Regions from separate parts of the Mus musculus genome. Here all the other regions are linked to region 4. Evidence: chromatin loops called from intact Hi-C (ENCODE). Cell type or tissue: heart. All regions are shown on one strand. Region 1 holds the start of Bcl10 (B cell leukemia/lymphoma 10). Region 2 has its middle 26 kb from the start of Clca3a1. Region 3 has its middle 47 kb from the start of Selenof. Region 4 holds the start of Sh3glb1 (SH3-domain GRB2-like B1 (endophilin)). Region 5 has its middle 2.7 kb from the start of Lmo4. Region 6 holds the start of Hs2st1 (heparan sulfate 2-O-sulfotransferase 1). Region 7 has its middle 73 kb from the start of Selenof.

The links. Hi-C counts contacts between places; a loop is a spot of excess contacts. Peaks named below come from ENCODE experiments on the same cell type or tissue, not always from the same donor. Only the 100,000 strongest peaks of a DNase experiment are listed, where the experiment ranks them.
Region 1: it touches region 4 in a loop (7-fold over the local background); 4 of 42 quality-filtered maps call a loop at or near these places.
Region 2: it touches region 4 in a loop (11-fold over the local background); 3 of 42 quality-filtered maps call a loop at or near these places.
Region 3: a loop joins it to region 4, with 4 times the contacts of the local background. A loop is called at or near these places in 9 of 42 quality-filtered maps.
Region 5: it touches region 4 in a loop (3-fold over the local background); 8 of 42 quality-filtered maps call a loop at or near these places.
Region 6: a loop joins it to region 4, with 6 times the contacts of the local background. A loop is called at or near these places in 7 of 42 quality-filtered maps.
Region 7: a loop joins it to region 4, with 5 times the contacts of the local background. A loop is called at or near these places in 3 of 42 quality-filtered maps.

Annotation. Positions count from the first base shown.
Region 1 is chr3:145,921,692-145,925,691 of GRCm38, forward strand. It overlaps Bcl10 (B cell leukemia/lymphoma 10), which reads left to right and starts at 2,571. Exons shown (of 3, transcript NM_009740.2): 1 at 2,571-2,824. The coding sequence starts at 2,768. In heart, no CTCF peak of the experiment used is centred here; DNase peaks (open chromatin) are centred at 520, 2,500 and 3,140; H3K4me3 peaks cover 2,187 bases; H3K27ac peaks cover 2,581 bases.
Region 2 is chr3:144,784,792-144,788,791 of GRCm38, forward strand. It overlaps a transcript of Clca3a2 not described here. Among named protein-coding and RNA genes, the nearest start is that of Clca3a1, 26 kb to the left of the region's middle. In heart, no CTCF peak of the experiment used is centred here; no DNase peak of the experiment used is centred here.
Region 3 is chr3:144,615,523-144,619,522 of GRCm38, forward strand. No RefSeq gene overlaps it. Among named protein-coding and RNA genes, the nearest start is that of Selenof, 47 kb to the left of the region's middle. In heart, CTCF peaks have their summits at 1,724 (motif pointing left) and 1,927; DNase peaks (open chromatin) are centred at 1,709 and 2,369; H3K27ac peaks cover 745 bases.
Region 4 is chr3:144,718,280-144,722,279 of GRCm38, forward strand. Sh3glb1 (SH3-domain GRB2-like B1 (endophilin)) reads right to left here and starts at 2,056. Exons shown (of 9, transcript NM_019464.3): 1 at 1,703-2,056. The coding sequence starts at 1,774. In heart, no CTCF peak of the experiment used is centred here; DNase peaks (open chromatin) are centred at 622, 1,212 and 1,942; H3K4me3 peaks cover 3,020 bases; H3K27ac peaks cover 3,062 bases.
Region 5 is chr3:144,205,952-144,209,951 of GRCm38, forward strand. No RefSeq gene overlaps it. Among named protein-coding and RNA genes, the nearest start is that of Lmo4, 2.7 kb to the left of the region's middle. In heart, a CTCF peak has its summit at 1,806; no DNase peak of the experiment used is centred here; H3K4me3 peaks cover 487 bases; H3K27ac peaks cover 484 bases.
Region 6 is chr3:144,567,975-144,571,974 of GRCm38, forward strand. It overlaps Hs2st1 (heparan sulfate 2-O-sulfotransferase 1), which reads right to left and starts at 2,242. Exons shown (of 7, transcript NM_011828.4): 1 at 1,760-2,242. The coding sequence starts at 1,883. Selenof (selenoprotein F) reads left to right here and starts at 2,453. Exons shown (of 5, transcript NM_053102.2): 1 at 2,453-2,825. The coding sequence starts at 2,751. In heart, a CTCF peak has its summit at 2,122; a DNase peak (open chromatin) is centred at 2,417; H3K4me3 peaks cover 3,644 bases; H3K27ac peaks cover 2,749 bases.
Region 7 is chr3:144,641,410-144,645,409 of GRCm38, forward strand. No RefSeq gene overlaps it. Among named protein-coding and RNA genes, the nearest start is that of Selenof, 73 kb to the left of the region's middle. In heart, no CTCF peak of the experiment used is centred here; DNase peaks (open chromatin) are centred at 1,982 and 2,342; H3K27ac peaks cover 1,384 bases.

The sequences.
Region 1 (4,000 bases), 1.2 Mb after region 4:
ATATAGGTACACTTGTAAGTTAGATGGAAATGCAGGTTCCTGTTAGCGTTTGGGAATCGGTACTTATTGCAAAGAAAGGACAGGCTTGTTTGCTTGAAGCTATGCCTTTATAGTCTGGCCCTGTGACTTAGCCGAAAGGGAGGGAAATGAGTTTGCCAATGGAGGAATGGTGATACATTAGAAACTCAGGATTGAGATTCACAGGCCATGATCATGCACAAGCTGAAGAAGGCGGATGGCTTGAACCCAGTTCAACATTTGCCTGAAAACATAGACATTATTCCCAAGAAAACAAGAAGGAAGATTGCTTGACATTTTTTTTTTTGTGATGGTAGTGAGTATTCATCACAGTGCCCTATATCTGGGTGGCTGGAGAATGAAATCTTCCAGCTGTTTCTCTGACTCCCATCCTTTCTTCTGCACTCTGGTCTTTTCTTGATAGCAACAGGGAGCCTTTCAAAACAAAGTCAAACGCCCTGGCCTTTCTCACCCAGCCTGCTCTCCTCTCTCTCACTGCTCCCAATCCAGCCAGGCCTCTACCTCCTGGGGTCTAGATTAGAGCAGTAGCTGGCCAGCTTGCAGAACAGTGAAAGCATAGTTTGCATATGTCCCTCTGCTCCTCTGAAGCCTGCAGCGGCTTTCCTTCTGACTCAGAGTAAACCTGTATGACTCTGGGCAAAGTCAGATTAAACTCTGCCCGTAGCAGAGTTCACCTCCCCAGCCACCCAGCCTCTGCATTGCAGGGCTCTCCACTGAGAGCTCTTTTTCCCTTTTTCCCTCTGTCCAACGGCTCCTCCCTCACTTCCTGCACGTGGGAAATGTATCCTTTATCTCCGTGTGGTCTCCATCTCCACCTTTTCCATTTCCCAGCGTCGCTTTCCCTCTTAGTATTTATGAGATTCTAGCATATTAAACACTTTACACACGAAACTTTTCAAATGTCTACCTTTTCCACCCCCAAACAAATACGTGCTTTAATGTAAATTTCACGAAGAAACAGATGTTATTGTTGTTTTTTCTGTTTGTTGGAGCCAGGCTCCTACTATATAGCACAGGTTGTCCCAGTAATTTACTAAGTAGCCCAGAATAACCTTGAACTTTGACAATACTTATGACTGGGTCTATTGTTTTTTATTTTGAGACAGGATATTCTTATCTGCAGGGTTCAAACAAAAAAAAACCTACATATCCAAAATGTGGGGAAAAAATGCAAAAAGGAAAAAACCCTCCTAATGTTTTAAGTAAGTTTATGATTTATTCCTGCTTATAGCTGGGTCAGATGCAAGCAGTTGGTTGGCCAACACAGCTAGCTAGCTTGTGCCACCACACCCTAGCTGGAGGACAGAGGTGTTTGATTTGCTAGAAGAAGATCTGGGTGTAGTTCAGTAGTTGCCATTCAACAGATGGTTGCTACAGGAAAGAGCAAATGATTAAGCAAATTGGGTTATAACAAGACAACGGATGACTAAGGACACAGGAAAACACTCTAGTATACTAGACATCAGCGTAAAAAAAGACCTGGCATAATGTAAACACCAAGATTCCAGAACTCTGATCAAAGCTACAGAGATGTGGCTTTAAGCCTCTACTGGTTCTTTTGTTTTAGATAAAGATTCCTGTTGCCTTTGGTCCTCTTGACATTTCAGTCTACACTTGCAGATTTACTTCATCGACCACATAATCATTTTCTGCCTAGGACTCTATGTGGAGCACCTCATCCACTAGGACACGTTTTGCACGGGCTACGAGTTAAAATATCGTTCTGAAAATAGCCATTTGGCCTCCAATAAACAACTTCCCCATCAGAGCATCCCTAGAATTTACTTACTGAACAGAGATAAAGGATAACAATAAGAGAGTGTAACTGTGTACCAAGTAGCTTCAGAACCTTAAATATACTCCTAGAGGCCCTAGCTTTTTAAATTTGTCTCTACTGCATAGATTAATAAGGAGAAATGCTTCTAATGAATAGAGACTTAAAAGTACCCAAACACTACCTGTGCTGCTAAATTGATGGGATTGCAGGTAATTTTTAAATCTTTTAACAGTTTTTTTTTTTTCTTTGTGTTTTGTCGTTTTGTTTTCTGCTCTCAAGATCTCCTTGCTCCTGTCTCCCTAGTTCTAGGTGGTAAATGGCAGTGGCCCCCCAGAGCAGGCCCTCAAACGGAAGTTATGTGTGCGTGTATACATATACGTATGATCACGCAACTGTAAAACCTGGCTCAGCACAACAGGAAATTGTTCCGCAACATCTGGAAAAGAGAAGCAAACCAAAATGCTCTGGCCGACTCAGCCCACACTCCACCCAAACGAGGAGTCTGCGAAGGCGGGGAGATCCCGCTAAACTGAGCGGCCAGTGCTCCGCCCACGGAAACAAATCCTTCAGGCGTCCAATCCGCAAGCCTATGTAAATGACAAGGGGGCGTGGTTAGAGGGACGCCCGCTGTGGGCGGAGCCACTGCGGAAGCAGAGACGTAACCGAGGGTAGTACTGATTGGCTGGCACGTAGGTGGGTGGGGCCTGCAGGCAGACCCGCCTCGCCGAAGGGTGGTGCCTGAGTTAGGAAGAACGCTGAGCGCGGCACCGCTGGCCCCAGGGGCGGAGCCGGAAGTGGGGCGTTGAGGTCTCCACCTCCTCGTCCGTGAGCCGGCCGTTCCCCCGCTTCTGTTCCTAGTCCCCCCGAAGTCACAGCCTGATTCCCGGAGGCCCGAGCCCTTAGTCTGGGCGGGGTGGCGCGGGCCGGAAGGACGCCATCCCGGCCTGGGCCATGGAGGCTCCCGCACCGTCCCTCACGGAGGAGGATTTGACTGAAGTGAAGAAGGACGTGAGTAGCTCCGCCGGGCTGGGCGCAGCGGGGCGCAGCGGGGCGGGCGGGCGGAGGAAAGCGGAAACCCGGAGCTGAGCGACGGGGAACTTCAGGTCGGAAGAGCGCGGGGTCCTGGCACAGCACGACCTGCCTGCTTCCCGGGAGCTGGCTGGAGACGATCCACCAGCGACCCGGGAGTCCGCGGTTAAGCCTGTCGGTGGGCTTGGATGTTTCCTTGCCATCCGCTCGTCGCTGGTGGCTTTCCATCCTGCCGATCCCCCATCCCACGCCACCGCCGCGGGAGCTGCTAGCCTAGGGAGCCGCCGGAGTGTGCCCACAGCGGGCTTTGGACCAGGCATCCCCGGGCGTAGAGCAGATGGGTGAAACTGGTCTCTATCGGGGGCTGCGGAAAGCTCGCCAGCTGAACGCACGCCCTGGAATTCCCCGAGTAATCAGACGCCCACGTATTTAAATGAAGGGGGTGTGCGTACTTCTCGCTGAGACTTGGTTCCCAGGTAAACGTTGAAAATACTCCCGACTAAATTGGACTCTTCTGCTTAGACCATGTAGAACTTCACAGACACAGTAATATTTGAGGAAATGGCTTTAACCACAACGTGCTTCGTTTTTTTTTTCCTTCCTTTTAACTTCTTTTGCCAGAAAAAAAAAAAAAATCAAATGAGCACAACTTAGATAATATACATGAATTCACATTAAAAACCGGTAACTCGTTCTTACTTAGCACCAAAATGCTGCCGAAAAATCGTCTTTACGAACTTAACCTCAAGTTGTTGAAGATGTATGTGTGCTTCAGACCCCTTTTTCTACCATACTTACCCCTTGTAAAGTTTATTGCGCTGTGCCCATAATTACAACTGATAGAGCTAAGTACCAGGAGGGAAAGGTACGGCCAGGATAACTGCCATAGTTTCCGTGTTCAGTGGAGTTGGTAGGGCACCTGCTGTATGGAAAGCTACACATTCTACTTGAAACAAGGTCTTTGATACCCACTATAGTCCTTAAGAGGACAGTAAACCCTAAGTGTAAAGTCTGGGAGCTCTGTTCCCATGTTCCACAGTTTTGAATTTTCTCACAATCATTAAAGTACCTATAAGGAGAGAATTGCTTTTCATTTTATAGCTGGCAAAACAAGACAAGACCTGTCTGTAGATAGGGGAGGAGAGTGCTGCAGGC
Region 2 (4,000 bases), 67 kb after region 4:
ACTTTGAGAATTATGAAGTTATTCATGTCTGTGATACAGCACAGTAATGGTGCTCCTTATGCACCAAACCCTAGGTTTGATCCCCAGCAATTCATAGAATAGATATGGTGACATATATCTATGATATCAACAATTGAGATGAGGGGCAGGCAGAGCAGGAGTTAGAGGTCATTTTCTGCTATGTATCTTGGGATAAACGGATCTTGCCTTAAAAAGTCATTCATGTTTAATATTTACCATTTTATTAATGATACATGAGTGCATCATTTTGCATGGAAAAATGGCATGGTGAAGTAATAACAACCAATTTTGTTAGATCATATTAGTTTGATGTCCTATGTAAGCAAATGGTATGTTTGCTTCATAGTGCGATGTCAGAATGAAGAACTATCCAGCTAAAGGTGCTTTAAATTTAAATGAGACACAGTTTATTGCTGTTGGTTGTGGTTTGTTAAGTAATCATGTGCAAAGAAGAAAGAACAAGAAAAAATTAAGTATCCTGACAGCAAAGACCAAACCACTGTCCGATAGATCCTGTTTTACAGTTCTTATCATGTAACTTTCATTTTGGTGTTTCAAGATGCCTCTGGAACCTCTAGGTATCACACATATGTTCTCAAATTAGAAAGGAAATGAAGGGAAAAGGCAAAAGTACACACCAGCTCAGTGTCCCTTTCTCCTTTAAATCAAGCATTCCATAACTCTCAGCTCGCAAACTTTCATTTTCACATTATTAGTGAGAACTGGGCCATTTAGGTCCTCGCAATGGCAGTTTGATCTAATAAAGGAAATGTGCTCTGTTAAAAAAAAAAAACTAAGAGCATTTGTGAGAGAATGGTAGGTCTTGTCTTTAACAGTATGTATTGTTGTCTTGGACAAGACAGAGCTTGTGCTAGCGAAGAAGGAGAGAATAGTTACAGGAGACGCAGCTGTTGATATTTGCTCTGCGGCTGTCATGCAAGAATGAAAGGAGTCTCACGCTCTCTGGATCCTCTCTGCAGGTTTTAGGTCAGTTATATAATTAAAAAAAAATCACGAGGAAATTCTGAGGCTGGAGCTCAGTGGGTAGAATTTTCCAAGTGTAAGTGTTAGGCCATCGGTTCCAGTCACAACTGAAAGAAAAAACTTACAGGAAAAACTGGGGTGGAGTGGATGGGTGAACGTTGACCCTGTTAAAAGGAGATAAAATAAACTGTGGTTTCTTCTGTTGTCTATCATTTGGCCTGTGACAGTATTTTTTGCTATTTAATGCCATTATAGACAAAAACTAAAAGTTGAATTATTTGTGAGGATTTTACTATATATTAATAGGGAACAATAGTAGTCAAGAGTATCTGTACGTTAGACACTGTAGAAAGATTTTAAAAAAATTTGTATTTGAGTGTTTTGCCTGCATATATGTCCACGGACCACTTGTGTGCCTGGTGCACTCAGAAGCCAGAGGAGAAATCAGCATAGCTATAGACCCTGTAGCTTCCCACGGTTACTTCCCACCCAGGATCACTGAGAACTGAACTCTGGTCCTTTGCCGACTCTCCACTATATGTGTGCTTTGTTGGCTGCTGGCAGAGTCTGTGAGGATGCTGGAGAAGAAAGGGTGGGAGGAGGTGTTGACTTTGAATTTGTAGCTTTCTGTACTGCTTGTGTTTTCAGTTTCTGTCTGTGTATAGGTTTGTCTGACATGGATGTGTCTTAGATGATGTGTGTATACATGCTCACATGCACATCATGTTTCTGGCTTACATCACTTTTGGATTTTAAGACAAATACTTTACTGACTTAATGGCTTCAATGTATGGCCATTAAAATACCCAAATAGCACAGAAATGCAGTGGGATGAGAGCTGCCAGTCACTCAGATACTCAGAGTTAGCCAGTGGTGACATTTGTTTCTGTCTCTCTCTGTAAATATAGATGAAGCATGTGTGACACAGGTCTAAATGTAAGCATGAGAGCAACGGGGTGAGAGAATGAGGGATGGACAGACAGAGGGACAGGTGGGAGAGGGTACTGGGGAGGGGGCATACAGTTGCTTTGTATGAATATTTCTTTTTTTCTCTTTTTATTTGTCTGCTTTGGAGACAGCGTCTCTCTGGCTTAGGCTGGCCCCGACAGTGTAATCCTCTTGCCTAGTCTCCTAGGTGCTGGGGTCCTGCTCAGCCCAGACAACTGTTCTGTTCGTTCCTGGGGAAGGGAGCAGGGAAAGGCCCTTCCCATCCTGTGTACACTTGACCCTCTCGCTCCTGGGACAATAAAAACGTCCTCTGTCGTCAGCAACCAGGCCTTTCCCAGTGCCTTGAATTCTGCCTTTACTACTGTCGAATGTATGTACTTATCTTTTCATTTGTTCCCCTTTCCTACAGAATTCTTACCAGCACTTGAATATGTAAGCCAGGACCTCCTGAATGGAACCTCAGTTCTCTCATTGTCACAACCACAGACACTGCTGCTAGTCACCCTCACAACCCTGGCCCTCTTCTCATCTCCTTCCTTCCCTTAGAGGTCAAAACCTTGAAAACAAGGTTAGCAATTACAGCCTCAGTGCCTATGAATCTCCATTTACCCTGGATCACTCAAACGTGGCCCCTTCTACCACTGTGCCCAAGAACTATTTTCGTTTTCTTCTTCCAGCAGTAATTTTTCTACACTGTTTTTATCTCACTCATCACCGTAAGACAGTGTGTTGAGAATTTACCCATTGTCCAGGTATTGCTTCGATGTGTTAACTTTACCTGCATTATTTCCTTAAGAACCCTCTCCTGCTTTGCCTGTGTGATGCTTTGACTGCCCTCTCCTGAGAGTTCCTCTGGCAGTGCCTGGTAGCACTTCTGATGTGGTCTCAGCCCCCATGTCTCTATTTTCCTGGACTCTAATGGAAATTTCCCAAGGTCTCCCTTGTCATTTCTTTATTCTTTTCTATAACACTCTTGCCTCCATCCAAGGGTCTACTTGTGCACAGGTGTCATAAAATTCTCTTCATCTTATCCATTAGATGGTATGAACTTTCTTGTTAAATATTACTGTAATACCATTTATGCATCTAAAGAAAAATTAACAATATTTCCTTAGTCTCAGGAAATAGGCCATCAAGGCCTTCTAGTTACCTCATAATTATAAAACCCTTCCAAACTTAAACATTTTTTTTCACTAAGTTACTCCTTTGCTTTCAACCACTAATGTCTTTTTACTAATCTTAGGATAAAGAGCAAAATCTGCTGCTCTACTTGAAAACCATGCACATTTTATTTAATAGTTTACCTAGTCACCCAGGTCAACGGAGTGAAGTATAGAAACCTTAAGTGATGTTTCTTGTTATCTTGAGTTGATAAACAACCTATAATATTTAAAGTCTCACATGGCTAAGTGTGGTGGTGCAACCCTCTAATTCCAGCACTCAAAAGGCAGAGGTAGGTGGATCTCTGTTTCAGGCCAGCCTGGTTTACATAGAAAGTTCCAGGCTAGCCAGGGTGACATACTTAGTAAAACTCTGTTTCAAATAACAATTTGTAACCTTTTCTTAGCCTGAAGCTGGCTGAGCCAGAACTTGACCTTGCTGCCCCTAAGGAGATTACCTAAGGTGGAGCCTTTATCCCAGGATCACTCTATTGTTCAGCCACTGTCAATGTTTCTCTTCAATATACTGCTATTCCAGAGACTATGCCCTATCCTGCACGTCAGCACCTGCAGCTAGTTCCAGGCTCCAAGGATGAATTTAAGGGAATGGGCCTCCCTACCCCCCTTTTTATAAGTGCAGTCGCCATTAAACATTTGAGCCTTGATCAGAATATTGTCTTGGCTCCATTTCTCTCTCTCTCTCTCTCTCTCTCTCTCTCTCTCTCTCTCTCTCTCTCTCTCTCTCTCCTGCCTAGTTTCCCTCTCTTTCAGGCCTGGTTGGCCTCCCAGGTGAAACTCAGTTCATGTGAGCCACTGGCTGGTTTGCAAAACAACGCCAGCAGCATTAGCAACAATGAAATAATTAGCTGAGGAAGAAAAAAAATAGT
Region 3 (4,000 bases), 100 kb before region 4:
ATCTCTCCGGGCCCCATCAAGTGCTCCTGTAAATAGTTTTAGTGGCACGAAGCCACGTAACTTCTTTACACAGTGTCTAAGGCCGCTCTCAAGCCATAATGCGTTGGGTCCTCGCAGGAATGATCTGATATATTTATGATCCTGCCTTTTCCAGTAAAAGCTTGCCAGCCCCTGGCTCCAGGGCTCGGATGATGTCATCAGGATTCTCAAGCCATCCATTGACTACATACAGTCTTTCTCCCGGGTGACCTTGCTCTCAGCTTCTTTCAGTTCTGATATTCCTTCCTGCAAATAGCCTCAGTTGAAAGATCATTTCTTTTCTGGTAACTCTTTGAAAAGCCCTTGAAGTGACTCTCATTGGCTATTTGGATGAGATACTCATCCTTCGATTGATGATCAACAGGGAGGAGGAATTATCCCACACGGCTTGCTCTGAGTTATCTGTCTAGCCCTGGTGGGGTTGGGGCCAGCCACATCCAGGACACATGGAGAGAGAATGATGGAGTGACCCTCCCAAAGGCAAAACAACAACAACAGCAACTAGCATCTCCGGGATGAAACCTCTCCTCCACCTCAAGGCTGGACACAGTCTAATCTTGGACAGTTCTCAGGATGTGTTAATGAGACTTGTGTGTGTGTGTGTGATCTCAGACCCCAAGGCAGTCCTAGTAATGACAATGACCTGTTATTGATGAGTTTTGATGCCAGACTACAGTAAGCATTTAATTAGAATTATCTTATTTATTCTCCAGACAACTATAAACTAGGTGTTTTTAACTTCTACTTTACAAATGAGAGGTTTAATAAAGGCCTGCTCGGAGGAAGCGGGGTGCTAAACAGCAAGCAATGGTGCAGCTTTATTGCGATTATTGTTATTAGAACGGCAGCAGAAGTCGTTTGTATCTGACCAACCTGAAATCAAGTCCTGGCTCTGTTCTCAACCCTAGGATTCACAGCTAGACAGTAAGTTACAAAAAGAGAAGGATCATGTTTGTCCTCAACCCTGGTCTTGTCAGTATGTCCCCAGTAGGCACACAGTAAAACACCCTCACAAACTTATATTAATGAGTTACAATCTCTAAGCCTGAAATTTTAAATGTGAAATATGCAAAATACATACACACACATAACTCTGGAAGAGATTTCATGATAGAGCACACACCGAACACTTGGGTTGGTGCCGGGTGTTATTTGCTGGCCCTCAATAAGTGTCCAATAAGTAGCAACAATTGCAGCGATTTTTCGAATACTTAACCACACCCTGTAATGCACAGATTGGCTCATCTGATTCTCAAGCCCCTGCCTCCACACTACAAGTGAACTGAGTCTGTATTCTTCCTTTGTCCTGAGTACTGAGGGTGTGTCCCGCCCTCTCACCAGTGAATCCAACTCTTTCTATTAACTCCCAGGACTCTGAGGCATTTCATTCAAGTTCTGCGAAATGATGGCTTCTCCTTTTCTCTCCTGCATTATTGGAAGAAATAAAAGCATCTTTCTTCAAAAACACAATGAAGACTTTTCTCTCAGCCCTCCTTCTCTTTCCCCCATTATTTCCAGAGAGCAAGGTTGGGTTGTAGGAGGCTCTGTTGCCTGGCAGGAGGCTGTAATTCACAGAGAGCCAACAGCTGGAGCCAGCCAGGCCCTGGCCTCACCAGCCCTCCCTCCCTGCTCCAGTAGGCTCTTCTTTCCCAGAATTGCCTGCTGCCATCTGCTGGCCATATGATGTCACTGCACTGATATCTCCTAAGTGTCTGAAGGAGCCTTCTTTCGGCTTCCCAGTATCTTCAGGATCCTCTGGTAGACAGTGCTTTCAGGGGGCATCTGGTAGACAGACAGTGCTAGCAGGGAGGGCAACAGAGAGTTTCGAGGTAAGGTGCTTGGGCCAACATGGCTGGGAAGAAGAAACTCACAGCTCAAACGAGGGAAGCTCAAACCATGAATCCTCCTTCCCTCTGACAAACACGCTTTCTTGCTCAGAGCCACCTGTTTGTTATCCCCAACCCATCTCCCACCCAACAGCACCCTGTTATTCTCTCAGCCACACCAGTAGCTCAAATAAGCTGTATTGCCACAGCAATCATACTACTTAATTTTTTTTCAAATAGTTTCCTGTGGAAAAGTTACAAGAATAGTTACAAAGAATTGCCCTACATCCTTCTTCCAGCCAAGTCCACTTAAGATTTTCCGGTGGAATCGGCAGCTTTTTATAAGCAGAGGATTCAAGCCAGGATCACACATTTTTTCTGCTTCCCATGAGTCTCAACGTCTTCCTCATTTGGAACATTCCTGACTTCTGCTTCTATTTTAGACTTCGGGATAGATGCTGACATTGTAAGCAGTTCCAGCCAGAGCTGTAGAGTGCCTTCAGTCCGTCTGATGCTGGCTAGTCAGCTTATGCATTATCAGCTAACACGTTAACACGTTAACCAGTCATTTCACGGCACTGACTCTGGTGACCCACGCTGTTTCCTGTGGTATGGCTTTGGATCACTTTGATGTGATTGTCTGTGTGTATGTCTGTGAATGGCACCCTAGGAGGTCAGAGGAAGTTGTCAGTCCCCTGGAACTGGAGCTACACATGGTTGTGAGCCACTGTGTGGGTGCCTGGAATTGAACTTGGGTCATCTGGAAGAACAGCCGGTGCTCTTGACCACTGAGTCATCTCCTGGCCCCATCAGCTTGGTTTTTATAATACAGTGCAGGACTACCACGTGCCAGGGGAATGGTGTCTCAAACAGTGGGCTCTCCAACTTCAACTAACAATTAAGATCATACCCTACAGACATGCCCCTAGGTCAGTCCAATACAGAGCAATCCTCCAGGTCCTTGGGTGAGAGTTCCTCTCAGCTGACTCTAGGGTGTGTCAGAGCTAACTACTTAAAGCTAACGGATAAAACTAACTAGGATGTTAGTCTTGCCATAGCTCGTGGCCCTGCTGGACCACTGCCTCTTCTGCTTGGCCTCGCCTGATACCTTTTTCAGACAGTTAGGGGAGGGGGTAAAAGGGAGAAAATGAAAAAAATACTGTGTTTTAAGAATAGAAAAAGGATGCCGGGTGTGGTGACACACGCCTTTAATCCCAGCACTTGAGAGGCAGAGGCAGGCAGATTTCTGAGTTTGAGGCCAGCCTGGTCTACAGAGTGAGTTCCAGGACAGCCAGGGCTACACAGAGAAACCCTGTCCCGAAAAACCAAGAAAAAAAAAAGAGAATAGAAAAATGTGCCCATTCTTGCCACTATTGTCGATCATGTGACATACAATTAATACCATGGATTACTGGAGGTACGATCTCCACAGACATGTCCACCTCGAGAAGACAATGACCGTGGCTCATCGTGGATTGTAGCTCCAGGGCCTAATGCAATGGCTGCTGCACTACTTCCTGTCTTCCCAACCACAGCATCAGGTCCGCAGAGCCTGGCTTTTGTGTGGGTTCTCAGAGCTGAACTGAGACCCTCACTGTGGGAAGCCGCCCCCACATTCGCCGTCACAAGATGGCGCTGACAGCTGTGTTCTAAGTGGTAAACAAATAATCTGCGCATGTGCCAAGGGTATTTCTCCACCCCATGTACTCTGCCTTCCCCGTGGCAACAACTCGGCCATGGGCTGCAGCCAATCAGGGAGTGATACGTCCTAGGCGAAGGATAACTCTCCTAAATAGGGACGGGGTTTCGCTTTCGTTTTTGGGTTTGAGTTTTGCACTCTTGCTCCTGAAGATGTAAGCAATAAAGTTTTGCCGCAGAAGATTCTGGTTTGTTGTGTCTTTCCTGGCCGGTCGTGAGAACGCGTGTAAGAGTTGGTGCCGAAACCCGGGACGAGAAAATCCGGGAAGAAAAAACCCGGAACAAAAAAACTCGGGACGGGAATTAACCATCACTGGCGCAAGGAAGATCCCTCATTCCGGAACCAGAACTGCGGGTCACGGTCATAAAGGTTCCCGTAAAACAGACTGTTGAGAAGGATTCAACTGCGTGAATTCAGAACTCTTCAGCTGGGGAAC
Region 4 (4,000 bases):
ATTGGGGAAGTATAATTTTTATGAAAATTTCTAGCTTTACTTTCTAAAATTGAGTCTTTCAATAATTTAGATTGAATTATGTATTTTGTGTCTGATTGAGACACATAATTGTATTAAACTGTGGATTATGTAGTATCTGTCACATTAAATACCTGGAGTAACAGGTAAGCAACACTAAACAAAACTTACCACAGCCTCGGCTCCTCTACTGAGTTAATGTTAAGTCTAAAAACACCTCATCTCATCCCCCAATTATTGAATCACACATTTCTGGGGAGGAAGGAGGATTAAGGGGCGAGTATGGCTGTGAGCTTCTCACACAGTGCACTGGTCCAGGGAATCAAAAGCGAGGTGGAATCTCCCATCCCTAAGCGTTACTCACTGTTGGTAAGAGTTCAGATTTTACCAAATGATCTTTAAGTTCTCTTGGGGCCACATCATATTGCTATTTTACATATCTTAACCCCGTGATGATCATTCTGAGGGAAAACGCAGCCTCTAGTATAGTAAGTAGTGGGTCAGAGGGCAACTTTGGTTGTCTGCTAGCCAAGCAAGTCAAGCCAGTTTATTTACCCTCTCTAAGACTGCTTCCTTTTTAAGGGAGGGCGAACAATGCCTCTCTGGCAAAGTGACAGAGATGGGCTGCAGCTAGTACGTTCAATGCACAGTAAACTGCTCGTCATACTATTTTTCATAAGATAGGCAGTCATTACCCTGGGGAACTGTCCGATTCTTTTGCCAAGGATAACGAAATATGATATTCACAGTGCCAGTAAAATGAAATGAATCAAGAAATAAAGCAGCACACGTGAGATTTATAGTTCGGTGGGATTTTGGCACATGGGACATTACTTTTGTTTTCTCTTTCCGGAACAGAGGGCTGCTGCTACCCTATGTCACTAACTTCAATACCAGATTGTTTACAAGCCACGTTGTGAAATTGACATCTGCTCCGAGATTTAACTGAGTTTGCATAATGTGGGTGTTGACTGTAAAAAATCTGCCCAAGTTCCCTATTGCTGACACTTCCTTAATCACAGAATAAGGAGACGCAGTGAACTTTTCCCTTCCAAGTGCGCCTGAAGCCAAGCGTGCCCGGTCCCCTCCAATGTGACAACAACGTGAATCGCGTCCTCCTCTCACCCCTGCTCTATATAGCCCATCTGGGGAACGCGTCAGGGCACCCCTAATCCTAGGTGTCCTGCGTCCTTGGTGAAGCTGGGACACCGACAGGGACAGGCAATCTCCATCTCCCCCACGGGCTGCTAAGCTCTGGGACAATCCTTCCAAGGGGCAGCAGCGAGGGCTGGTGGGAACTGAGCTGGCAGCTCCTCTGCGTTGAGGGGCAGGAAAAGGAAACTCCCTTCTCGGTCGGACGCGGCCCGGAGGGCGAGAGCGAGCGCAGCGGAGGGTGGGGGTGGCGCCAAGGTGCTCGGCGTGCCCTGCCTCGCCGGCTGGGGCACCGAGGCCTCCGCCCCGGGGTGAACCCAAGGTGTCCGCCCTGGGCCGCGTCCCGACTCGCCTGCCGGGGCGCGGGGCGGCGGCGGCCGGGCGAGCGAGGCGGAAACGGCCAGCGGGGCAGGGGCGCCAGGCCGCGCCCATCGGCAGGCCTGGGTACCAGGGCGACGCCGTCCCCGACCCGCCCTCCGCTCGCCCTCCCCGGCGCCACCACCCCGCCCGGCCCCAACCGCCGCCGCCGTACCTGCACGGCCCGGCTGAGGAAGGTGCCCGCGTCGGCCGCCAGCTTCTTCACGTTGAAATCCATGATGTTCATGCCGGGCGGCAGCCGGGCAGAGCCGCCGGCTGCGCTAGCGGGGAGGCGGGGAGCGCCGCGGCCGGGCTGGGGCGCCGGGCGACGGCGACGGCGGGGCGGACGTGGTAGGTGGCGGGAGGCGGCGCCAGCCCCGCGCAGCTGTCGTTTCCTGGCGGGGAGGCGGGGGAGGGAAGAGGGCGGGCGCCCGCGAGCGCGCGCCTCTCCGCTCACACGCTGGGCCTGTCGCGTCGCCGAGCAGCTGCGAGCCACGGGGACCGAGGTCGCGTCCGGAGGAAGGCCCCGCCCCGCCCCGCCGCCCGGCGACTGTGCAACCGCGGCGGAAAACAGCCGGCCGGGAGGGGGGCGTGGCCTCACCGATGGCGTGGGGTGGGGGGCGGGGGTGTCCTCGCGGGAACAGCGACCCCTGCAGGGTGGCCGAGGATTCACCACTGGGTGGAGCCGCTGCAGAGGTTCTCATGGGAACAGCGACCCCTGCAGGGAGGCCGAGGATTCACCACTGGGTGGAGCCGCTGCAGAGGTTCTCATGGGAACAGCGACCCCTGCAGGGTGGCCGAGGATTCACCACTGGGTGGAGCCGCGGCTGAGGCTCTCCTGACAGCTCACTAAGCACCAAGCCAGTGTCAGAGCATCAGTGGAAGTTCTTACCAGAACGAGAGCCTCCTGGGCTCTCACCCTGATTCCCTCCCACAGCATCTCAGTGAGTGTCTGTGACAGAATCGCCCGGACAAAAGTTCCTTAGAAAAGCATGGACAAAACGTTCCTTAAAAGGAAACAGAACTGACACTATAGAATCATTGGCCCGGATTTCCTGTATTGGGTCTGGGGTCAAAGGCTACCTATGGCTTGGGTAGACACCTAGCCAATCTTTGCTGAACGGGATTGTCTTCATTGTCCCCTACCCTATTATACTTTGACTCACTGTTGAGGACCTATTGTGTGTGAGGCATTGAGTAGGTGCTGAAGGGTTCAGTCCCTTTGGTGGCTGGTGGTCATCTGAGGCATATTTAGAAAGTATCTCCCATCCCCTGGGAAGGTATATAAGAGCATTTCAGAGAGACAATGGAGAAGAAAGACAAGGTTCCTATCCGGTTATACATTCCTTCACTCCTGAGTACCTACTGTCTGGCAGGGCCTCAACCTTCCAACTCTTAGCTGTGTGATAAAGGCATGAGCCCTTCCCCCCACACCCACCCACCCAGACACCCACACTACACTCAGCTAATTTAGTTTCTGTTTTCTGAGAAAAGGCCTCATGCGACCTAGCCTGGCTTCAGGTATCCAAAGACCGCTTCAAACCCATCACCCTCCTGTCTTTGTTTTTCTTTCTTGTTCCTCCCTCCTTTTTCTTCTCCCCACTTCCTTTATCCTGGGGACCAAACCACTGTCCAATAGATCCTGTTTTACAGGTCTTATCATGTAACTTTCATTTTGGTGTTTCAAGATGCCTCTGGAACCTCTAGATATCACACATATGTTCTCACATTAGAAAGGAAATGAAGGGGAGAGGCAAAAGTACACACCAGCTCAGTGTCCCTTTCTCCTTTAAAACAAGCATTCCATAACCCCCAGCTCGTAAACTTTCATTTTCACATCGTTAGTGAGAACTGGGCCATTTAGGTCCTCACAATGGCAGTTCGATCGAATAAATGCAATGTGCTCTGTTAAAAAAAACTAAGAGCATTTGTGAGAGAATGGTAGGTCTTGTCTTTAACAGTACGTATTGTTGTCTTAGACAAGACAGAGCTTGTGCTATCGAAGAAGGAGAGAATAGTTACAGGAGACGCAGCTGTTGACATTTGCTTTGCTGCTATCAAGCAAGAACGAAAGGAGTCTTACGATCTCTGGAACCTCTCTGCAGGCTTTAGGTCTATATAATTTTAAAAAATCGGGAGGAAGTTCTGAGGCTGGAGCTCAGTGGGTAGAATTTTCCAAGTGTAAGTGTTAGGCCATTGGTTCCAGTCCCAACTGAAAGAAAAGAAAACAGGAAAAACGGGGGTGGAGTGGATGGGTGCACGTCGACCCTGTTAAAAGGAGATAAAACAAACCGTGGTTTCTTCTGTTGTCTATCATTTGGCCTGTGACAGTATTTTTTGCTATTTAATGCCATTATAGACAAAAACTAAAAGTTGGATTATTTGTGAGGATTTTACTATATATTAATAGGGAACAAGAGTATCTGTACGTTATACGCTGTAGAAAGATTTAAAAAAAAATCTGTATTTGAGT
Region 5 (4,000 bases), 510 kb before region 4:
AGGGAGGTGCAAAAGCGGGTGTTTTGTTTAATTCTTCGGGTTGCAGATTTCAAAACCTTAAGCAAAGTGGGAAGTAGTTCCTACCTAAGTACTGCCAGCTTAACCCCATCTTGCTCCCATTAACCCCAGTGTAAACTGGAAGGAGGAGGCATTTCATAGATGCTTGTCAGTTGCTGGTGAATGCAAATCACACCCTGGTTTTCAGAGATGAAGGAAACTTTATGGGCAAAGCTTTTTGCTCACCATTCTGCTTCAGTGTAGAGGGTGTGATGCTAGCTCCCTCGTAGCCCCCTAAAGCGATGCGAGCATTTGCCAGACCTGCTGCTAGCTCACGACCCTGAAAAAAGACTAGTCGTTTCTTGTACAAACCAAGATTTGAGGAATGCTAGCTAGCTTCAGAGCCTCTTTCCAGGGCCAGAGCTCAGCCTGGATCCTTGAACATCAAGTTATTCAACTTTACTCTGCCAAATAGGTTTAATAAATCTCCGATCTGAGGTTAATACTAGGGTTGATTATTAATAGTAAGTTCCAGAGAGATTTTTCTGTTGGAAATTATCATGGAAGTGCAAAGCTGTACTGCTAAGTATCATTAACTAAAACCAGTCTTGTGGGAGAAGCTTGGAAGAAAGGAAGTTGAAGAAAAATCAGGCAAAAAATCTACAGTCCTAGCAGCTGTGTGCAGAATTTTGGTTCTTTAAACTGCCAAAATTAGGGCAAAGGAATAAATATTGCCTATGAAACCAGGAAGAGGGTGGTTTTAATACCAGTTAAAAATACTCATTTCTGGATTCTAGCTCCTTGAGTTCCTAACATGCTACAGTTAAAAATTATTTTTATGGATTTGTATTTAACGTTGTGTTCTTATGATCATTCACCTTAAAAGCTTTTTTATTAAAAAAAAATCAACGTGATAATAATTGGAATGTCCTATACAGACAACAGCTGCAGAAGGTCATGATGAAAACAGACCAATTTAGGAAAGAGGTTTTTTTATTATTATTATTATTTTGTCCTAACAAAAAACCCAAAGCAAAGCAAAACAATAACCTCAAAGGAGGAGAGGACACTTTAAGATATAAGACATTGTAATATCTGGGTTCATCTCTGACTCATTACAATTTAAATCAATCAAAACTAGGCAATCAGGGATTTTTTGCTTTTAAGACCAGATGCAGAAGTAGATATACTTCTGCTTCCCCTCTGAGATTTCGGGCCTGCACAAGATCTTCATGGCTACTGTTGTATTAAAATACATCATATGGGAAGATTTCCATACCTGTACAAGCCCCTTATTGTACATAAAAAAAAAAGGTCTTTATTTTCTTTTCCTTTAAAATGATTTAAAAAAAAACAAAAACAAAAACCAGCACACATATCATACAGAATCATGGTGAGTTGTGGTATTTCCTAAAGTATGAACATGAAAATGAATATGTAATTCTAAAATGAAATGTTGTAAATTAAGGGGGAATGTGCTCAGGTATCACTAAATGACTCTCTAAGGGTCTGGGTGGTCTTTGTGGAGGGAAGGAAAGGGGAAGGGTCGGAAAGATGGGACTTTGAACTTTTGTCTCCAGGCTACCCCGGGGCCTAAACTTTTAGAGGTGGTTTTAGTGTTTTGATTCGGATTGTGTGTGAAGTCTGCACACACACTCCAGTAAAGTGGAATGGGCGGGGATATATTACCAGAAATCTTGCTTCACTGTGGTTACAGAAGCTCAAAGGTTGTAGAGGCTAACATCTTTGAGGAGTAGGAAGGGAATGCAGTCACTGTAATCAAAATTCAGGTGTACTTTAACCACAGCGCCACCTCTGGGTAGTCTTTATTTCTGCATCCTTTACTCTCCAAACATCCCTGTCTCTTCCAGGTAGCAGCAAGATTCCCCTCTGTATTCTCAAAAGCGCCTGGACTGAGAGAAAAACCAATGCCAGTCTGATTTCAGTGATCCTAAACACTCAAAAATGCTATACAAGTCCCTGCTGGAGAAGGGTACATATAATACAAGTGTTCAGACCATTATAAAAATAGCTCCAAGAAATCATTGTAATGTAAAGTAAAATTAACTCATTCCGAATACTGTTGCATTGTGTCTGTTGGCCTGGGAAGACCTGCTGATGTCACCATTCAGCCAGTTATCTAAAATGAGACATACAACTCCGGTACTTTTTTTTTTTTTTAAAGAAACACAACCCGTTTCAGGGGCTTTATTCAACATAGGAGCCGAATGGATCCCAGATAAAGCCTTTGCTTTCCCTACTTGCCCTGAAATTATTTTTCTGTACTTCATCTTCTCAACTAAGGTCTTACTCCTGGACTTTATAGGCAGGAGTTGAAGATAAGCATCTAGCTCTTTGATGAGGAAAAGGAGAAGAGATTGTGCCCTTAGAAGGCCAGTGCAAAGCTGGTTTCTGATTGGAGGCTGTTTAGAAAGGACATTTTACAAGGATGATTGTCCATTACTCTGCCATCAGAGAGATCCTTAGAACTCCAAAGGTCCAGTAGAGTTGCCATAGTGAGGGAACTAAACACTAAGGTAGACTAGCTGGTGGGTTGCGTTTCTCTAGGCTGGGTGTGCGGCACACAGTGCAGTAACTAGGACCCAGGAACGCTGAAGCTTGTAAGAATAGGAGTTAAAACTGAACAGGTTTTGATACTGCTCATCCGTGCCTATTATCCCAGACACTTGGGAGTCTGAGGAAGGAAGACCGCTTGACCTGGGAAATTTGTAGCCACCAAGACCCTCAAAAGGGGAAAGAAGAGGAATGAAAACAGGAAGAAGGGAAAAGCAAGGCGGGAACTAGGGAATATAACTCAGTTGGTCGAGCGTTGGTACCGCAGGTATGATCCGGAGTCTCGTACCGGGTGTGGTAGCGCACGCCTGCGGTCCTGCGGCTCAGAAGGAGCTCATGGGAGAATCAGAAACTCCGGGTCATCCTCGGCTGTGTAGAAAAGTCCAAGACAGCTTAAGCCACATGAGATTTTTGTCTCAAAAACGAACTGTTTTGAAAGAAAGAGAAGGAAAGGGAGGGGTGAGAAAGAACTGTTTCACGTGATAAAAGAAGCAGTTGCTTTATTCCAGCATTTAAAAAAAAAAAAAAAAAACTCTCAGTGATTATATGTGGTAACTATCCCACCGAATTATTTAATTATTTATGCTACTTAGTTTTAGATAGAAAGACCTAGCCTAACGTGTATCTTATGAGGAAATTAAAACCATAGTGAAGAAATTGATTTTTATTGAAATGAAACAGAACATGGCTGAAGAAAACACGAGAGTGGCCATGTTGAAACAGCACTGAGACTGTTGTAATTGCACACATAATTGAAGATAGAAGTTGCTTTTAATTTTTCTGTTTTGTCAGGACATTGTGAAGCTCGTAGCAGTGACAGGGAAGGTGGGAAAGGTGATGGGGAAAAAGGGGCAGGCATGGGTTATTTTCACGCCAGTCAACTTTAATTAGAATGGTTAAAAATAAATAAAAAGACCCTTTTCCCCCATGTTGGTGTTTATAAGGAGAGCAGAACTTTAACTACACCCCAAATCTATTGGTAAATCTTCATTTAGGAATATGGCCTTAGTGACGATTTCTTTGAAGTGACGATGTCTCCAGACATATGTAAGTCGGTCAACAATCTCCAAGCACAAGTGATATTCTGCAAAGCAATTAACAGACTATTTGCCTGAGTCTACCGTGTGCTCCCTCAGACCTTCTAAAGCAGTGGCCCTCAACCTTCTTAAAGTCCCCCATGTTGTGGTGACCCCAACCATAAAATTATTTATATTGTTTAATTAATAATAGGTACAAAAACCAGTGTATACATGAGGCAATGTGTATGTACCTGAGTCACTACTACTGAGTATATTAAAATTATACATTCTGTCAAAAACAGTGATCCTATTTAAAATCAATTACCACCTCCCCAAGACAAAGGAAACGGCTACTTATTGAAAAAGGAACTAAAACCATACAATGTAATTCATTTTACCTTTTGTTATCT
Region 6 (4,000 bases), 150 kb before region 4:
GCGCATAATTGCTGTTTCCCTCATAGATACTCATTTGGACGCACTTATTCCTGACAGGACTTTTTTTTTCCCATTTATGAAAACTATGAGGGTACGCATGGTTCTACCTGTGGTGTTCTATATCCTCAGCTATTCTGGTGGCGTCCACAAACAGCTTCCAAGCGCTGGAGAGGAAACTGTTAGGTCAGGAAGACAATAGGCACATTCAATCAGGTTGAGCCTCTACAGCTAGAGAATTCCAAAAGCCAATTGAAGAAATAGTAAATACAAGTGCTCATTTTAACAACTTTTAATTTATTGTAAGCTGAGTCACTTTCTTTCCTGTAAAACTGGATCATGAATGAGGCCAGACTCTGACTGTAAATGTTGTACAGATGAGCCACGTGAAAGGCAAAAGGAGATACTGTTCAACCTTCAATATTTAAACTGAATAACTTTTAGCACATAAAACCTTTCTAAATCCAGTACATACATTCAGTAGTTCTTCAAATTTCACTCTAGAAAGGAGGACTGGACTGCAAGTACCTTTGGCTTCTCTTTCACACGGAGCTGGACATCAATCAAACGATTCTTGCTTTTATAACACTATTCTTTAAAATGTGTTCAAGGCTTCCTTAAAATCTACCAAAAACTTGGAAATATCTACTATATATAAAATTTAAATTCTTTTCTGGTACTTCTTTTCTTGAAAATTAATCCGCACCCCCAAGCTGCATCTAGCTGTTCCTCAAGGTAACTTTAAATCGTGTTTAAGAAACAGGCAAGGTCAAAGTGTATGCAAAAGCTGTTTCCCATATTCAAATTACATTCTCTGAGCTGATTTTCAAGTGTCACATACATTTTTAAATCAAAACGCGTCAATGATTAAGTCCCTGTCTCCAGAGCACTTCCAAATACCAAAGTTCTCCACTATCCGGAAGCACCCGACTATCCGCGCTTTCGACTGCTGTTGCACAAGTTCGCACTCCAATTTTGTGTTTCAAGCACCCTTTTCCATTCGGGCACTGAGAGAGACGCTTTAAGAGACCCATATGGTTCACTCTCCCCACTCTTTTCCTTTCACAAGGTAAACCCTGCAATTCCAAACCCTCAACGTTCCCCTCTTGTACATGCAATCAGCCTAAACTTACGACCCCACTCTGAAGCCCAAATCAACCAGTTTAGCGTCACTCATAAAGAACTTCAGTCCCCCAGATGTCTCCTTTTCGTGCCATCATCGGCTCCGCTGTCCCACACCGCCAGCCTACCAAAGCTGTCAGTTCTAAGGTCCCTTACTGCCCTAGGCTCAGGCATGCCTGCCACTCACTACGGTGAGCCGCTTTCACTCCCCATCATTCCCGGAGTCTCCTTCCATTTCTACCCATCTCCCCGCGACGAATCTCCCCACGACCACCATCCCCAAAGGATCCTGTGCCCAGGTGCCCCTAATTCAAATTCCAGTCCCCATCTCTGCACATGACTGGGGCTTTGCAGAACGATTTGGAAGAGAAGAGAGAGGGAGCGTTTGTGTCCTCCAGCAGCACCAGCTCCAGGCAGACCTGGGTCCCCTCTCTCAGTGAAGGGCCGACGGGGCAGCCCTCTGGCCAGAGACCTCGCGCGTGCAGCTCATCAGCCCAGCTTCCCTCCCCGGTGGCGGGAGCTCGACGTGCCCGGGTCCCAGCTCTCGAGGTTCTCCGAGGCCCCCTGAGGAAGCCCACTTGCTATAGCCGGCAATGCCCACCCGCCAGCCCGGCCCCGGCGCACCGCTCGGCTGCCTCACCTAGCTTCGCCCGGGACTCCTCCAGCTTCTGGATCTGGTTCTCCAAGAAGAGCATCGCCACCGCGAAGGCCACCACCGCCAGCAGCTGCAACTTGGGCGGCATCATAATCCTGAGGAGCCCCATGAAACCCGCCGCTCGCGATCAAGACATACCGCGGGGGGCGGGGAGCGGGGCCCCGAGGGCGACCGAAGCGCCGGGAGGAGACCCCGACCCGGGAGCTGCGCGGACTGCCGCGCCGCAGCGACCCCCTCCTCCTCTCCGGTCTCCCGCCCGCGGGAGCCAGCGCCGGCCGCCTGGTGCACGCTTCTCCCCGGCCCACTCGACGGCCCTGGCGCCCTCCTGCCGCTGCCGCTGCCGCTGCCCCCTGGCTTCGGGACCCCACGGCCGCACGCCCTCTTCCCTCGCTTCCTCCCTTCCCTCCCTCGGTCGCTCGCGGCCGCGCGCTCCTCCGGTGGCGATGCGGCTGCGGCTGCGCCGCCCTCGGCCCGCCCCCTCCCCTCCCCCTCGGCCACCACGCGCACGCCTTGACGCACGCTGCCCGGCAACCAGAGGCTCCACCCCCATCCTCCGGTACAGTGGTGTTCATTGGTCCGAAGAGAGGCCGCTTCTCGCCCTTTCGGTTCGATTTACGGTTGGGTTCCTTGTCACGGGACTCAAGCAAGGCGTTGTCCGATTGGGTAAACTTGGAGGAGGCGGGGCTACTGATGGCCGAGCTGGGGCTTCGTGGATAGCCGATTGAATGTCGTGAATAAGAAGCCCCGGTGTGGGGAGTTTAGGAAAATGCCTAATTTGAATCTCTAAAAGAACCTGAGGACTGTTTAACAATCGATCACTTACAGGCTCCCATGGTCGCCTAACTAACACTCGTCTTTGTGGGATAATAGGCTTGTAGCAGTGGCCTTTCGCGGCGGGTTTCGCGTCAGGCAGTGCAGTGGACGTCCCCGGCACAGGGGTCCTCAGACCCCTGAAGATTGACGGCAGACCGCAGGGATGGCGGCAGGGCAGGGTGGGTGGCTGCGGCCCGCTCTGGGGCTGCGCTTGCTGCTGGCGACTGCGTTTCAAGCGGTGAGTGTGGACCGCCTCTGGGGCTGCCTCAAGGCTGGTCGGAGAGCGCGGATGTGGAAGGGCAAACCCGGGGCCACGCTTGGGAGCCGCCCGTGGAACGGGCTGCCTTAGCGGCCGCTTCCATCCGGAATGAAACGTGGCAGAATTCCAGCCGGAGCTCTAGAGACGATGGTTTCCTCGCTTCAGGCAGCTAGGATCGGTTTTTCAGAGCACAGAGGGTACATAGTCAGTAATGCTTAGAAAGGAGGGACGTTTCTTTGAGTGAGACACAAGTGAATGAAACTACCGCTGCTTACAAACTCCCAAACCTTAAAGGGTTTTGGTCCAGACAAGCGGTTTTCCTCGTTAACCAGACGACACGGGTTCTAAATCTCTGAAAGGAGTTAACCTGGTTTTGACTTACTTAGCTACTCATGAAGCAACTGTATTTTTGGTAAATTCCTCTATGGGAGTTTTCCACCCATATTTACATGTCTTTGTACTTAGGATACTTAAGTGATTTGTCCAAGATTTTGGAAAGTTAAAATTATACCGTAGGTCTCTAAATACTCTGTTCTTCATAGGTCTTATAGTTCACAAACGTTGTCTCTGCTTTTCTTACTTTGTCCAAAGAGTGGATTCTTAGCGTCTTACATTGCAATACAATGTTGTTTTGAAACATCTGGTACTTCAGAAAACACTTAGGGAACATCCCTTTAAACTTTTATACTGGAAACATAAGTAAATTGTTGGCTTTTCCCTCCCATTGTAGTCGTTTGAATGTGTTACCACTACCAAAAGTAACAAAGGAGTAATGTTTTCAAACTATCTTCAAAATCTCAGTAGGCTATGGCTTTGTAAATACCTGCCCCCACCCCCTTGCCAATCAATGTTTTTAAACAATTTAACCATCCTTTATGTTAGTGAAGCAGTTCCCTCATGGATGCACTGTTTGAGCTAGTTGGTGAATTTAACTAAAAACCCAAAGCTACTGTAGTTCTAGTCAGTGCCATTAACAGGGACCGCTCAGTTCTGCTGCTAACTCATCTCCCAGTAAATGACTGACTTCTTTTTCACAGCCGTCTCAGGACAATACTCCAAAAGAGCAGAAGCCTCTTAAGACCTTGCCATGGAGATCACAGATTCCCTCCTGGGAGACAAGGCTAAAAACAGAAAGCCAGATCCTCCCACTGTGT
Region 7 (4,000 bases), 77 kb before region 4:
GAGACCCGTGTGTGTGTGTGTGTGTGTGTGTGTGTGTGTGTGTGTGTGTGATTTTGTTGGAATCAGCCGCCTAGTTCCATCACCTCTGGCTGTACTCTCCCTCGTATCTACAATAAAAACCTTCTCCAAACTTTGGGGTGGTCACATCCTTATTTTTATGCAGTAGTTGAGTATTCCAGTTTTCTGTATGTTTAACAGTTGCAGTTTAGCTGTGGTTCTGAACTCTGTTGCTGCCTACAGTGACAGGAGGCTAGCTGCCTTCCGTTCCTTTGTCACTTTCTCATATCTTTTCTAGGAGTCTCTGAACTGCCAAAATACAATAGTGCTCTCAAATCCGTGTCTTAGGATTTACTTCCAGGGAAACCAAACTAATATTGGTCCATTTTTTTCTCAAGATGGGGAATCATCTGCTATTTCTAGCTTGGTTAAATGCAGGGAGAGTGTCAAAGCACAATGTCTAAACAACTAAGAAGATAATTCTCAAATAAGCAGGTGGCACATGCTAAGGTCTTATTCAAATCATTTATGAGAGAATTGGTAGGTGATTCAATGTACACAGTTGGTGGGGGAAGGATAATCTATAAGGCGATAGCATCGTTGCTATGGTTTGGATCTGAATGTACCCCAAAGGTACACAAAGGCTTCCCTTCTGCTCCTGTGCCACTGGGAAGTAATGGCTGGAGTGAAGGCTGTACTAGGTACTTTTCTTATTGCTCTGGGCTTTCTCAAACTCCTTTTGAGTAGTGCCTTATGGGAATAGTTTATTTGGCTCACAGTTTGAGGGGATACAGTCCAGCTGGTGGGGAAGGCTCAGTGGTAAGACTCTGAGGCAGCTGACCACAGCCGTTCTCAGTCAGGAAACAGAGAGTGAAGAACCCTGGCCTCCAACTCTGTTCTTTGTTGTCCAGTCTGGGATGGCAGCCAATAGGACGGCCCAGCTCAAATTGAGGGTAAAGTGTCTCTGCTTGGTTAAACCTTTGTGCAGACAGCCCCACAGATGCTTCTAGAGATGTTTCTCATAGTTGAGTCCAGATGCAGTGACGTTGACTAGATTAACCGTCACAGAGGTCTTTGTCACTGGGCATGTGCCCTAAAATGTTATTGTGGGGTCCTTGCTTCCTAGACACAATAGAAAATGGATATGTGTTCCCTTTACGGTCCCCGTGCAAAAGGACCAACCAACCCACCAGGGGCAGAAACCTTCCAAACTTCACTCTTTTAAAAGCTGACCATCTCAGGTTGTTTGTTACGGTAACAGAAAACTGACGAACACAATTGTTAAGTTTGATAAGTTATGTTATCACAGGAACAAATACCATAACATAAACTAAAATTTTATAGACTCAGAAAAGATCTGGGTCTCTGAGTTGAATAATGTTAAATCCTAAAGAACTCTGAAGAGAGCTTTAGGAAGAAGAGGAAAAGAAAAAGAGCAGACTGTAGATCAGTGCTTTCTGAAAACTGTTCATTTGTGTTTCACCTTAAAGAAATTTGAGTGGACCTCTTTTAAGACTCTAGTATCTTTCTCTCCCTCTCATCAAAGCGATCAACGGTATTAAGAGATTAAAAAAGAACATTTCCTTCCTTCCTCTTGTACTGTGTTAATGAGTGTGAAGGGCTGTCTCCGCATTAACTAACAAGGCCTAGCTGCCGCTGCCATGTCTTGTCAAGTGCACACTTTGAAAAGTCTGGAATGGTTAAGTGAGGGTCACCTTGCTCTCTAACATAGCCACTCAGAGCGAGATGACATTATGTATCACGGGGAATGAAGACAGGTGGTTTAAGAGATGTTCTCAAAGCACGAGTTCAAATAGCCCTCTCTCTCTCACTGATCTCTTGGAAGGCCAGCAAGCCCAGAAACAGGCAGTGGAAGGGAGCATTGTCTCCTTGTAAATGGAATGACCTGATTTTTACCTCTAGTTGGATTCCAGGAGGAAGCATGATGTCATTCCAGCCACTGGCCAGAAACCTTCTTGCTTAATGAGCACTTTGAGCTTGCTGGCAACCAAGGGAGCCCTTGTTTACTGTGCTTAGAAGCCAGGGTCAAAGATTCTCCCAGCTTTTAGGAAGACAGGCACAGGCTTGCTAAATAGCCCATGTCTCTAAGTATAGTTTAAGATAATGACAGACAGACAATGCAGCTAGCTTCTTTACAGCCTGGAGGGTCAACAGGACAGAGATTAGGGGCAGAGACAACACCAGACGTTATTATCCTGTTTAAGCCATCCTTTTTCTGACCCCAAGTGAGGACTGGGTGTCAGCCAGGTTTCCTGTGGCAGCTGTGTGTTATCCTTCCAGCCAGCGGCTCTCAGACTTCTGCCCACCCCTCCAGCATTCCTCAGCTGTTGGAACAGTTGCTCTTGGGTCTGGATGGGCTCCACCTACTAGCAGCTGTTGAGCTGTATTCTGAGGGTGGAAGCAGATGTCTAGAATACTGGTCACTGGCCACAGAGGTCAATAGCAGGAACATAGCACAGGGGGCTGATGTTTGTCTGGGGTGCATAGTAAGTCAGATTTCAGGCAGAAGATGGAGTGCTAAGGAAAACAAAAAGACTTCCATTCTACTTTTGAAATGGTGTTATACCCCTGATAATTTTTTAAAAAATCATCTTTGTATTTGGCATCCAGTGAGCTAAATATGGTTAAAGAGTACAGTTTGACAAGTTCTGATGGCTCTACAAGCTTGTGAAGAATTTGTCACCAGGATGCTGTGTGACACACATTCTTGAGTCGGGGGACATGGTTAAATGGGGGAGTCATTCATGTGTGTATAGACATCTTTGGACTTTTTTTTTTTTATGGGAATCTGAAACTGTGCTAAATATAAAACCTGATTTGTTTGTTTGTTTTAAGGTCTAATAAAAATGTGGTACTAATTCAGTCAGGATTACAGCTCCCCAAAGCTTCCTTTTCATGTTTTGTAATCCCAGTGTAAAAGGAATGGCCACTGCTGAACACCCAGCTCTCTCCATCCCAGGCGACACTGTTAATTCAAAGCACTGCTCTCATCTCAAAGGGAAGAAGAGAGACCTTGTTCTCGAGCCAAACGTGAATTCCATGGCCCGGGAACACAGAGTCAGGTTGCTAAGAAAGATAGGTTCCACTGTGCAAGCAGATAGGTGATATTTTATTAGTTACAAAACACACCGTGAGGGCAGTTACAAGGTATTTTATTAGTTTAAAAAATATAGAAAGTCATTAATCAATGAACTTACCAAATATGTTACTGGTGATCCCAGGCAGGCTGATTGCAGAGAAACGAAACACTCTGTTGTAGGTTTTATATGCTGTCTGAGGATGCTTGTAGCATATGGATCCATGGAAGCTAGTGTCTGATAAGAATAATTTTTTTGTTTGTAAAGATTTATTTTAAGATGTATTTGTTTATTTTTATGTATATGAGTATTTGTCTACATATATATTTGTATTATGTAATTATGTGTAGCACCTGCATGCCTGGTGCTCATGGAGGCCACAAGAGTGGCCTGGAACTGGAATTACAGATGGTTGTGAGCCTTATGTGTGTGGCAGGAAGTAAACCAGGTTCCTCAGCAGTAACTGAGAACAGGGTTTCTGCGTACAGCCTGGAACTCGCTATAGACTAGGCTATATGTGGTCTTAATCACTGAGCCACATGAATGCATCTCAACTCCTATACCTGATAGCCAAAGGCCTGGACATGGAAGGCCGTTAACGCCAGTGAGGGTAAGTAGAACCACTGTAGGTAACCTGGTTTTGGATCTGCAAACAATCCTTCTAATTACATTTTTATCTTGTGCATGTGCCTTTCCTGGGAACATGCACCACCGTGCGTGGGTGGAGGTCAGAAGACAATGTGCAGGACTTGATTCTCTTTTTTCACCATGTGGATCTGCTGAGCCCAGTGTAGCCTTGGTGGGGACAGAATGACATAGTTCCTGACCCTAGGACAGGGCTCCTCAGTGTGAGCCACCGTGAATTTCCATGGCTACTGTGGTCAGAAGGCTTGTCTGTGTAATAA